Linked DNA regions of Homo sapiens: regions 1 and 2 are each linked to region 3. A link is a contact called in ENCODE Hi-C or POLR2A ChIA-PET data. All regions are on one chromosome and are shown on one strand. Each heading gives the region's core, a stretch centred on a gene start or an enhancer-like site at or near the end of the contact. The rest is flanking DNA. Distances are from core to core; before and after follow the strand shown.

Region 1 (3,956 bases), core at 1,148-3,647, 1.4 Mb before region 3:
TCACCTTTCGCCTTTCTGTGGTATTAATTGTAATGCCTCCTTTTTCACTTGTAATTTTATTTGAGTATTCTCTTTTTCTCTTGGTTAGTCTGGCTAAAGGTTTGTCAAATTTGTTTAACTTTTCAAAAAACATTTAGTTTGTTGATCTTTTCTATTGTTATTCTAGTCTCTATTTCATTTATTTCTGCTCTAATCTTTATTATTTCCTTTCTTCTACTACCTTTGGGTTTGGTTTATTCTTTTTTTTTCTAGTTCCTCAAGGTATTCTTTTCTATACCTTGAGGTATAAAGTTCGACTGTTTATCTGAGAACTTTCCTTTTTCTTAATGTTGGCATTTGTCACTATAAACTTCTCTCTTAGAACTGCTTTTGCTGCATCTGATAAGTTTTGGTATGTTGTGTTGCCATTTTTGTTTGTCTCAAGTTATTTTTTAAAATTTCTTCTTTGACCCTTTGGTTGTTCAGGAGTGTTGTTCAATTTGGGGGTGAAGTTTTGGTCACCATCTGTATGGGAGTGGGTGGGAACATGCAGCCTGGTCCTCCCTCTTCTTCTTGGAGGACTCGAGTACTTGAGCTCAGCCATTTACCCCTCCACCCATTATGACAGGCCCCTTTTCAAACAATTTAGCCCACTTGCCTCATGTACCTTCCCAAAGTCCTGATTTTCTGCATATGTGTGAGGAGAGGGTTATTGGTGAAGATCACTTCTACATATTTTTAGTTCCAAAGCACAAAAAGGCTATTTCCTTGCCACCTTCCACCCCCAATGCTATCTCAAAGGTAATCAAATTCTATCAAGACTCAAGGTTTCCAAGCTCAAGTTTTTTCTTGTGAGGAATTAGAATCATTCCAGGGAAAGGACATGGTTTAATTTTCTCCCAGTGAGTACTCAAAAATCAAGGGGATAGTTAAATATTTTTACATATTAATTATAAAAACTATCAGGAAACTAGTTCTGATGGAACTAATGTAATTCTGTTTCTATCAAGCAATCTATAGTTATTCCTTTTTATTTAGTTAAGTCTCATTTAAATATGCTAGCTCTGTTGTAGTTTTGCTTATTGGTGTTAAAGGCAGGGTCTCTGTCCAAAAATGGGCTAGGATATTAAAGGTAAATGAGCATTCCTTTACTTCTTGTCTCAAACCTACCTAGTAGAGGCAGATGTCAGAAGCAAGAGCCCAAAGGAGAAATTAATACATTAACTAGAGTTGGGGCTTCATGCTCCTGCTAACGTTTTTTGTGTGCCTGGTGATCCTTTGACAGTTTTGGAAGATCTGGATTTTGTTTATATTAAGGAAAAGACAAATTTCTATACAAAAAGCCATGGCTCTGTTGGATGCTGATATATCATGTAGCACTTGCTGTTTCCAACTAGGAAAACCTCCTGAACAATGCATCTTGGATTTGTATTTCAGGATGGCATAGAGTATTTCTTTCTGATTGCCAGGATAAATTAGGAAGAGCCCTTAGCCTCAGAAGCAGGATAAAAGGGAGATAGAATGAAAGTCATAGCCCTCCCCTGCCAATATTTCTTCTTTAGCCATTGAAGACAGTACATAAATGAACCTAAGCTGACTCGTTGCCTAAATTTCTCATTGTTTTTTCTGCCTCTAAGTCTTTACTTAGTAAAATTTTGTTAATTAGTAATTATATAGAATCAATACAGTTGGATCCTACTGTGCTAATCACAGGACTTTAGTAGAAGAAGAAAAAATTGGTGAGATTCTTTTGCCTAGGTTGGGCATGCTAATAAAGGAAGCAAGTAGTTATTTTAATATTTTGCTTCTATTTGAGAAATAAATGATGATTAAAAGCATACTTTTTAATGCAATCAGTCTATGTTACAAAGCATATTATTTTAAAAACTGTAGTAATTTTTTTTACTTTTCAACAAAGTTATACCATAAAAAATAGATACTGCCTTTGAACATGAATAAACAATTTTAAAGGGAAATATACTGCCATCTAGTGTCTAACTTTCAGAATATCTGAATTACTGTATTTAGAAATATTTACAACACCGGTAGTACCACATGGTGGCACTATAGACATGTACATTAAAGGGACAACGCCAAATTTATGGGCTATCTGTTTTATCTTGGTCCATAAGTGTTTGTTAAATGTGGCAAATACATTATTTTCCTTTTTAGGTTAGCACTTTATATTTTCTAAGAAAACCTTACATATTTTTGGTACTGCTCTTTTTTTTTTTTTTTTTTTTTTTTGAGGCGGAATCTCTCTCGCCCAGGCTGGAGTGCAGTGGCGCGATCTCAGCTCACTGCAAGCTCCGCCTCCCGGGTTCACGCCATTCTCCCGCCTCAGCCTCCCTCAGCGTCCGGAGTAGCTAGGACTACAGGCGCCCGCTACCACGCCCGGCTAATTTTTTTGTAGTTTTAGTAGAGACGGGGTTTCACCGTGTTAGCCAGGATGGTCTCCATCTCCTGACCTCGTGATCCGCCCGCCTCGGCCTCCCAAAGCGTTGGGATTACAGGAGTGAGCCACCGCGCCCGGCCGGTACTGCTCTTTAAATTTTCATAAGTCAGAAAAAACTCGAATACCTTTATATTTAATTCCTGGTTTGTGAAGTTTTAGGGCTTTAAATACTTTAAACTATATTGTCCTTTCACCTCTTTCCCCCCCTTATTCGGATAACTATAACCGAAACCAGCTTCAACACGGAGAAAAAGGTTTAAAACATTTGCACAAATACTAAATGCAAATATGCAACACATTTCCCACATAATCTAAAAGAAAAAAGAAAAACAACTCAGATGAGACTATCTTATAACAGGGCTCTTTGTATTTAGAAAGTGTGGTGGTGGTGGGGACAACTTCTGTTTTAAGTGCTAAATCCAGTGGGAAAAATTTGCCTCCTCACAAGAACATTTGCCTGAGATGCTGATTCATTACAAAGGGACACAGAGCTTTGGGTTCAGAAAATAAAGAATGCTTCATATGGAAAATTTTGTAATTTATTATGTGAGCATGCTTCAGGTTTCACTTTGCTTTTGGTATCATCAAATGTTGTAGTAGTAACTGTACGAAATGAAATTCATTCTATTTACTCTAATAAGCAGATTCTTGAAGAAACTGCTCTCATAAGCTAAGGTTCCTTATGATTCTGCAAGGAAGAGAAGACTAAAGCAAATCACTGTCTGAAAACATAACAGCTGGCTAAAGTAAGCATTGAACAACACTAAGCACTTCAAAACATCAAGTAAAATTTTGGCATTTAGTATCACATAATGTATATGATCTATATAATATAATATAATATATACATACATAATATCTAGTATAGTGTTTGCAGTTTTGTAAGTCTAATGTATTACAAGAAGCTTAAGATGTAATTATAATGATTTTTATCTAAACACAATTGCTAGTGAAATAGGAAGACTAATTGCCAAAATACTTATTTGGTGTATTCTCTCATCAGTGGTTATCAAGATTTTAAAAACTTATGAGAAATGAGTTCCAAGAGCTTAATCCAGAGTAATACAAGTTTACTTGTTTTGCTTAGCTTTCTTTATCATCCTCTTTGGCTTCTATTCCAAATCTTCATCATTTCCTCAACATTTAACTGCCAATGTTCTCAGTAAACCACCTTGTTAATCTGCTTTTTTTTCTTTTTTTTTTTTTTTTTTGAGATGGAGTCTCGCTGTGTCGCCAGGCTGCAGTGCAGTGACGCGATCTTGGCTAACTGCAACCTCCGCCTTCCGGGTTCAAGCGATTCTCCTGCCTCAGGCTCCCAAAAACCACCTTGTTTCTTACTTGAGAAAGTTACAGTCATCCATCAATTGTCCACCCTGCCCAGCACTTACTAATATATAGACACTTTCTTAACTCCTTTCCACATATTTGGAGGATGATGTGTCCTTCTAGCACAAAGCCAAGCCCTCTCCTGGAGCCCTTGATTCCATTTCTTTCCTCCCCATCTCCATTCCTGGAATGTTGC
Region 2 (3,606 bases), core at 8-2,507, 1.5 Mb before region 3:
AGGATAGGCCTTGTTTTTACATTATTTTTGTTTCAGCGGTCATGCATAATGCATGGTGGCACTGTCCAAGAGTTTTACATAATCAAGTCTAAAAAGTGCTCTAAGTATCCAGGTAGGTAATTTATTTTCTCTCTCAAATGCCAGGCCCCGGAGGATCAGAATCAAGTCCTATAGCAGGTGACTATATCGTGTGTGTGTGTGTGTGTGTGTGTGTGTGTGTGTGTGCGCGCGCGCGCGCGCACGGAGGGGGGGAGGGGGGAGAGAGAGAGAGACAGAGAGCGAGCCAGGTTTCTTTTAGAAGTAGGAGAGGGATGAATAGACTCTCCTATTCAATTCTGGGGAGCTGGGGAGGGCTTTCCCAGCCAAGAGGACTGACAAGCACTTCTGCTTTCATTTCATGGAACGCCCTTAGGTGAAATCTGGTTCTGCACTGCACCAACCACCTTCCCTCTCTCCTCCGCGCCGCAGCGCACTCCAACCTTCTCACCATCCCCCAGGTGGGGCTGGGGTTGGGGATTTTAAAAGTTTGTAAGAGTTCCCCTCCGGTTCGCGTTCCCGCCCCGCGGAGGGACGTGAAGAGAAATGACCGCCGGGCGGCCGCGGCCCTTCGGCCGACTAGCCCCTGCGAGGTCCGGATGTGTCTTTCCCCGCTGTCGCTAATCCCATGTGCCTCTCAGCTACTGTCAACCTCCTCCCACGGTCTAGCCCAGCGGTTAGCGCAGGAATGAGGAAGTCCGAGTGGGGCTGGAGGGGGTGCGGAGGGCTGGGCGGCAGGACTTGGGCCACGCGTCCCCTGCCGGGCCCCCACTCGCCCGAGTTTGGCTTACCCGGGTGGCGAGTCCGCGTTCGGCCTCCTGGCGCGGGTGGGCTCTCCCTCCTAAGCGGCGCGGGCCTGCCGGCTGGAGAAGGAAGAGGCGGCGGCAGGCCGGAGCCCGGGCGGGCCCGAGTGCGGGTCGGGGCGAGCGGGAGCGCGGCGGGGCCGGGCCAGGCCAGTCAGCGCCGCGCCATGGCCGCAGCGCGGGCGGAGGGAAGCGCAGGGCGCGCGGTGGCCGGGCGGCGGCGCCGCCTTACTGGCCGGGCGGCTGCGGCCTCGGCGGCGCTGGGCTCCGGGAGCGGGGCCGGTGGCTGCGTGCAGGCCGAGGGCTGCGGCGGCTGGCGGCCCGACCGACGGGAAGGGCAGGGGAAGCTGTCAGCGCGTCGCCGGGCCGCTCCGGTGGCGAAACCTCCTCTTCCTGCCCCGGCTCGCTGGTGCACTTCTCTCTCTTTCTGTCTCGCTCACTCTCTCACTTCCTGGCTGGAAATTCCCACTGACGTCGAGAGAGCATACAGACAGACGGACACACGCGCGCACGCAGCGGGGGCGGGAGGTAGGGTCGCTGCCGGGGGTGGGGGAAGCCCGCACTTCTAGGGGCGCTGTGCGCCCCCGGCCCGGCCTTGCCGCTCGCCTCGGCTCCCGCCCCTCGGGGCCGCTTCGGGGCGCCGGGCGAGGGGCGCGCGTTAGGCGGCCTGGACGCCGCGGCCCCTGCGGGGCTCTGGCTTCCTAGCAGGGCGCTCCCGAATCCCAAGGGCTGGAGCCGGTAGGGAAGCCCCCAGGAAGCGCCTGCCGGGCCCAATCAATGGTCGGGGAACGCAGGCAGCACGGAGGCGGCGGCGGTGGCAGTGCCGCTGATAGAGTCATGCGGTCCATAGCCCCTAAGGGCAGGCCCGAGCAGCTGGAGGGTCGGCATGGATCCAAGCATGCCAGATATAAAAATAAAGCTCATCTGTATATTCCATTTAAGCGTGTCTCAGTTACATTCACATCTCTTCACAGATTAAACTACAATTTCGTTATCATAAACGACTTGTGCCCAGTAAAGTATAACCCTCTACTGGTTTTTGGTGCGGTCTTAAATCTCCTGGTTATAGAGCAGTTACTCAGAATGTTCATCTACAAGGCATTGTTAGGCCTTTATGATAATTACTGTGGATAGAATTATAGTGATGGTGGTAGCAATGGTTTTGGTTCACAGCTCATAAAATACTGATCTGGCAGAGGGGAGTTTTCTTTTTCTCTGAAGAGACCGCTACTGGCACCCACTGACAGGCCTCCCAGTGGCCACCATTCACTGGCATCTGAGCTGCTTTAGTGCTGGGCACTGTATTAGGTACAGGCTGGGGATACCTTCGGGTGGATTACCTCCCCACATAAGAAAGCTTGAGCCGAAATATATATTTTAGAGCTCATTGTTTCACTACTGGGTGGAGTGACAACTGAAAGCTTAGCTTTAAAACATCAGTAATCAGGTCCTCACCAGGCAATATTGCAGTGGCATTTAGATTGCTTATGGCATGTTCATCCTAGTCCTTTCGTGCCCACTCTCCATCCTCCTCCTCCAGTAGGTTATAAAAACCTTCTTGGTGGAGTGTTTTTCTGGAAAAAAAAAATAAACAAAAAAAACCCACACACACAAAAACCCAGCGATCCATTTGATTGCCTATGAGGTGAGTCTCCGAGGCGACCTTGGAGGCCCCAACAGTCGACCTTTAAGTGATCTCATTTAGCTCCGGGAGGCTGAGCAGCTGGAATTTAGAGGATCCATAAAGACTGAACACAATGACTTTTTAAGAAATTCTGTGAGCCGGGTGCGGTGGCTCACACCTGTAATCCCAGCACTTTGGGAGGCCAAGGCGGGTGGATCCCCTGAGGTCAGGAGTTTGAGACCAGCCTGACCAATATGGTGAAACCCCATCTCTACTAACAATACAAAAAAATTAGCCGGGCGTGGTGGCGGGCGCCTGTAATCCCAGCTACTCCAGAGGCTGAGGCAGGAGAATCGCTTGAACCCTGGAGGCAGAGGTTGCAGTGAGCCAAGATTGCGCCACTGCACTCCAGCCTGGGCGAGACAGAGCGATACTCTGAGAAAGAAAGAAAGAGAGAGGGAGGGAGAGAGGGAGGGAGGGAGGGAGGTGTGAGCATACACACTCTACTTTTCATTCTGCAAGGGGTGGCAGCCCCATTACCAAAAGATAGATAAATACAATTGTTATAAGAGTAGAGCCAGTGTGACATATTTGGGAGTAAAAAATGAAGAGCGTTAATTACTGAAAAGGATTAAATCAAACTCCAAACTCAAAATGATTCCATAAAATGAACTTAAAATTCAGGGTAGGGTGTTGAGCAGGCATATTTTCCTGGGGCTGCTGTAAAAATTTACCACCGACTGAACAGCTTACAACGGGAATTTATTCTGTCACAGTCCTGGAGCCTAAAATTCTGAACTCAAGGTGCCATTAAGGCCATGATCCCTCTGAAGGCTCTAGGGAAGAATCCTTTGCCTCCTCCTAGCTTCTGGTAGCTCCAGCAATCCTTGCCATTCTTGGCTTGGCTGCAACACTCCATTCTGTGCCTACATTGTCACATGGTCTCCTTCCCCGTGTTTCCTTTGTGTCGCTATATTCAACTCTCCCTCACCTTTCTTTTATGAAGACACCAGTCATTGGATTTAGAGCCCACCCCAATCCAGTATTACCTCATCTTAACTTGATAACATTTGCAAAGATCCTAGTTCCAAATAAACTCATGTTCACAGGTACCTGTGGTTAGGACTTGAACATATGTTTTGG
Region 3 (3,728 bases), core at 649-3,148:
TTCTCCGTAAATGGTATTTGAGAAAAAGAAAAATCTTCAGAAACCAAACTTGTGTGATGAGATGAACGAACTGGAGGGGAAGAGAAACATCTCTGCCCATCTACAGTGTATGACTTAGGATGACATCAAAGCTGGAAGTATCTCGTGGCATCAGCCCAGAACGTGGTGTCATGGTGAGGCTGAAACCCTCAGAATGGCCTTATCCTGAAACACTTCTTCCCTCTCACCCTCGCCACATCCCATGTGAAATAAATTTTAATACACATCTATTTTTCTACTCAGAAACCAGGGCCCCCAACATGAAGTCAGCCCCGTAGGAGGCACCATGGCAATGGTCTGTCTTAAATGTCTCACACTTTCACCTTACTACTTCATGTCTCTCACTCACTGGATCCCTCTTGTCACACTCCATTTAGAAAAGGGGACCTTTCAGTTTGCCCCACCAGTTTCTTCAAAACTGAAAGCCCCTTGGGTTGAACAAATTTGAGATCTCCGCAACTGAAGAGATGTCCTTTTCCCTTGTTATGTGGCTTTTTATTTTATTCATTGCTCAAACACCAGGTCTCTGCCATGTTCCTTTCACTGTTCTAGGTTCTTATTTTTTCCACATAAACACACAAAATGCCTGCCAATCTTAACAACATACCAGTTTTTATTATAATGTTAAATGTCAGCATTCCATTGTACAGTGAGTCACTGTCAGGCTTAACACTGAACTGCTCTTTTCGTTTCATGGATATTCCTTCTTTATATATTTTAAGGTAATATTAGCCAGAAAAGCCCCTGACCAGGCCCTTTCAGGACAAATGTCTTTTTTAAAAAATGCATACATAGAAATGGGAGGCAGAAAGTAGTGAAAGAATTGTTGCACCTATGTCTGGCGATGGAATTTTGAAAAGGCAACATTGTCAAATCGGAATGCATGTGGGAGAATGGAGACCCAGCAGGAGAGAGTGTCTGTTTTAAGGAAGGACTGAAGAAACTTAAAAGGTGAGCAGCAGAAGTCATGATAGCTATAATACCAAGTTGGTTATCCCAAAAGACGTTCTTTAAATCAGAAAGATGCCTAATTACCATAGGATAGATGCTTAAGGAATGACTCTGCTTAACCAGAGAGTAAGCTGCAGGAGAGTGCAAGTGCCTCCCCTTTGCTGCAAGTGTTAAAACCTGGGCAAACTTTATTCAGTGCCTAGACACCTCCTGAGTGATGCTGCCTGGAAGGAGTTATACTGGATGTAGTTGAAGAAACTCTCTTCAAAGATAGACATTGAACTAGGTGATATCTAAATTACCCTTCAATCGTAAGATTCTAAATATCCATGCAATTATTCAGTCTTCCGAAAACACAGAACTTTGATTTGCAAACTGTTGGCTAGAAGCTTGTATTTCCAGGAATACTGACATGGGACTGAGCTTTCTGCATCAACCAAAGCAGCTCTTTTATGTTTTTTGCTGTGTATCAGCTGAAAAGAGTCTCCACTAGATTATCAAAGTTTTAATTGACTATAGAATATTAGCTTAGAACAAAGTTGACTTAAACTTCTCCCCTAAGGCATTTTTGTCATGTTATATTTTCAAATCTTTTTATACCAATTGCTGGAAACATTTAGGCTTCTCAACAACTCCAGGTTGTCTGCAGGACTGTCCTGCAGAGAGTCTTACAAGGTGGCATGTAAGTGTATTCACGATCTGATTCCTGCCAATCTCATCTACCCCAAACTTGACCCTGAGCTTCGGCCATAGTGGACTTCTCACAATGTTCGGAAGACACCAGGCTTCCTCAATTCTCTGGGTCTGTATTCATGCATCTTCTATGTGCAGATTTCAGATGTGTCTTAAATACTGGAATGAGTCATTTCCTCCTCTCTAAGCACACAGTATCCTGTACTACCTCCGTTTTGACACTTAATCCACTGCATGTAATTGTTTATTGTCTGTCTGGCACTGCAGTGAGCATTGTTGCTATCTTTGCATTCTTAGGATGAAACACTGCCTGGCATAGTGTTTCTTGGAAGAAGGGGAGGTAGGGAAGGAGAAATAAAATATTTTTTGGCATGACCTTATGGTGTGGGCACTCCCAGATTCCAAATGGCAAACCATTATTGAAGAGCAGCTGAAACACTTACCCCAGTTCAATGTTACCTGTTCTTTCTCGTAAGAATTTCCTGGTCCCCAAAGGTCTGGAGTGGAGCCTACATTTTAATAAGCATCCACCAAAATTCTTGTGGATCAGACAAGTTTGAGAAACCTAGTCCAATTTATTTCTAAAGCTAACTTAAATTTCAGTTCTATATTTTTATTTCTACAGATTTTCTAGCACAGGCAAATATTTTACTGCTTAACACGGCTGTTACACAAGATTATGTATGATTAATTTAATTTTCATTTATAGTTGTTTAATGGATATGAATTTACACAAAAATGTGGGAATTATTTAAGTATGTAATACAACATTCACAACTGAAAAGGTTATGAGAAGAAAGCGGTGGTTTTGTTGTTGTTGTTGTTGTTTTAGTGTATTAGACTTCACCCAGAAAAAGGAGATAAGTGGTGGTGGAGTATCTGGAGATTCCTGGTGAAGAATCAATGAAAAAAGTTGCCTGTGCCTTGAAGAGAATGGAATGCTTTCATATTGAAAAGATTGCTTATTTCACACCACCCTACCTTACCATAACAACCACACCCATTATCACCATCAGCTTGCCAGAATTTGCTCACAAAATGCCTTTTGAATATATATTCAACACTGTTTACCTTCCGGAAGTTTTACCATGAGTCATTCCTTTGAGTTCAAAACACCTTCTCTAAAAATCTTTTTTTTTTTTTTTTAAGATACAAATCAGAGAAGGAAACCACCAACCTTTGTCAGCTATTAACATCTTAGTAAAATTTAACTCATATGTTTCTGACAGGGCTAGTCACAGACTAATAAAGATAGCTGTGTTTATAGAGAAGGGAAGGCCACAGCTGGAGAATGTGAGAGTGCTTGGGGAGAGGACTACCACCTGATCAACTGGGTGCATTATTGTGTAGCTATTTCTACTAGGCCTGTGGCAGAGAAAGGAGTACAGTGAAATTCAAGACAAAAATCTAGTCTCTCACAATATGCAGTGGCAGTGAAAATAAATCAATGTGTGTGCCACATGTACTCACTTCTGTATAGGGTTCTTGACACCAGTCCTGGCCTACAGTTAGGCCTGGGTTGGAATTTTTATAGCTCTGATACTTATTAGATGTCTGTGTGAACTTGAGAAACTAAGCTTCTTTAAATCTCATTTTCTCCCTGGTGATATGAAGGCAATGACAGTAATTAGTTCATAAGCTTTTCACGGGTTTCAAAAGGGATGATGCAAATAAAGTAGTAGGCATGGTGCCTGGCAGAAAGTAGGCACTCAGTAAACTTCAGTTATTGTTGTATTCAGCAGCATGCAGAGTCAAATGAGTGCTTCAGATATTCCGTAGGTGAAGATTGTGTATGCGTGTGTGAGCACCTGTGAGTGTGGTGGGCGGCTGAGAAGGTAGGTGTAGTCAGAAAAACCTAGGCAAAGCTGACTTGGTTGGAATCTTCCTACCTAGAGGAAAGCTGGAGAGGCTGCAGAGGGGGCAGGCATAGAGGGGGCTCCAGTGTGAGAGGAAAAAGTGAGAGCAGAGGAAAAGATCCAGAAAAATAGTGATATGTTGACCACTTGGTGAAAGCAAAGGAGGGGTGGGGCACAAAAAGTGATGAG

The links. Hi-C counts contacts between places; a loop is a spot of excess contacts on that map. ChIA-PET counts read pairs that join two places held with the same protein, here RNA polymerase II (POLR2A). Pooled maps may share reads with other maps.
Region 1: a pooled map shows a loop between it and region 3 (4-fold over the local background). The contact joins two enhancer-like sites. A Hi-C loop is called at or near these places in 1 of 37 single-sample maps with no recorded cell type and 6 of 50 pooled maps. POLR2A ChIA-PET finds 5 or more read pairs at or near these places in 1 of 52 experiments (GM12878).
Region 2: a map of naive thymus-derived CD4-positive, alpha-beta T cell shows a loop between it and region 3 (6-fold over the local background). The contact joins the promoter of NFKB1 here to the enhancer-like site in region 3. A Hi-C loop is called at or near these places in 1 of 168 maps with a recorded cell type or tissue (naive thymus-derived CD4-positive, alpha-beta T cell), 5 of 37 single-sample maps with no recorded cell type and 8 of 50 pooled maps. POLR2A ChIA-PET finds 5 or more read pairs at or near these places in 1 of 52 experiments (activated T-cell).

The regions. Positions count from the first base shown.
Region 1 is chr4:102,429,621-102,433,576 of GRCh38, reverse strand. The region is part of intron 2 of NFKB1-AS1 (NFKB1 antisense RNA 1); the gene reads left to right. Among named protein-coding and RNA genes, the nearest start is that of NFKB1, 70 kb to the left of the region's middle. Within about 2 kb of position 2,397, at least 31 of the 41 ENCODE cell types and tissues checked have a DNase peak (open chromatin) inside an H3K27ac peak, as active enhancers do.
Region 2 is chr4:102,499,010-102,502,615 of GRCh38, reverse strand. It overlaps NFKB1 (nuclear factor kappa B subunit 1), which reads right to left and starts at 1,257. Exons shown (of 24, transcript NM_003998.4): 1 at 828-1,257. It overlaps NFKB1-AS1 (NFKB1 antisense RNA 1), which reads left to right and starts at 130. Exons shown (of 5, transcript NR_136202.1): 1 at 130-177. RefSeq lists an enhancer at 578-627 and silencers at 738-1,307, 1,318-1,577.
Region 3 is chr4:101,019,286-101,023,013 of GRCh38, reverse strand. No RefSeq gene overlaps it. Among named protein-coding and RNA genes, the nearest start is that of LINC01218, 140 kb to the right of the region's middle. Within about 2 kb of position 1,898, at least 11 of the 41 ENCODE cell types and tissues checked have a DNase peak (open chromatin) inside an H3K27ac peak, as active enhancers do.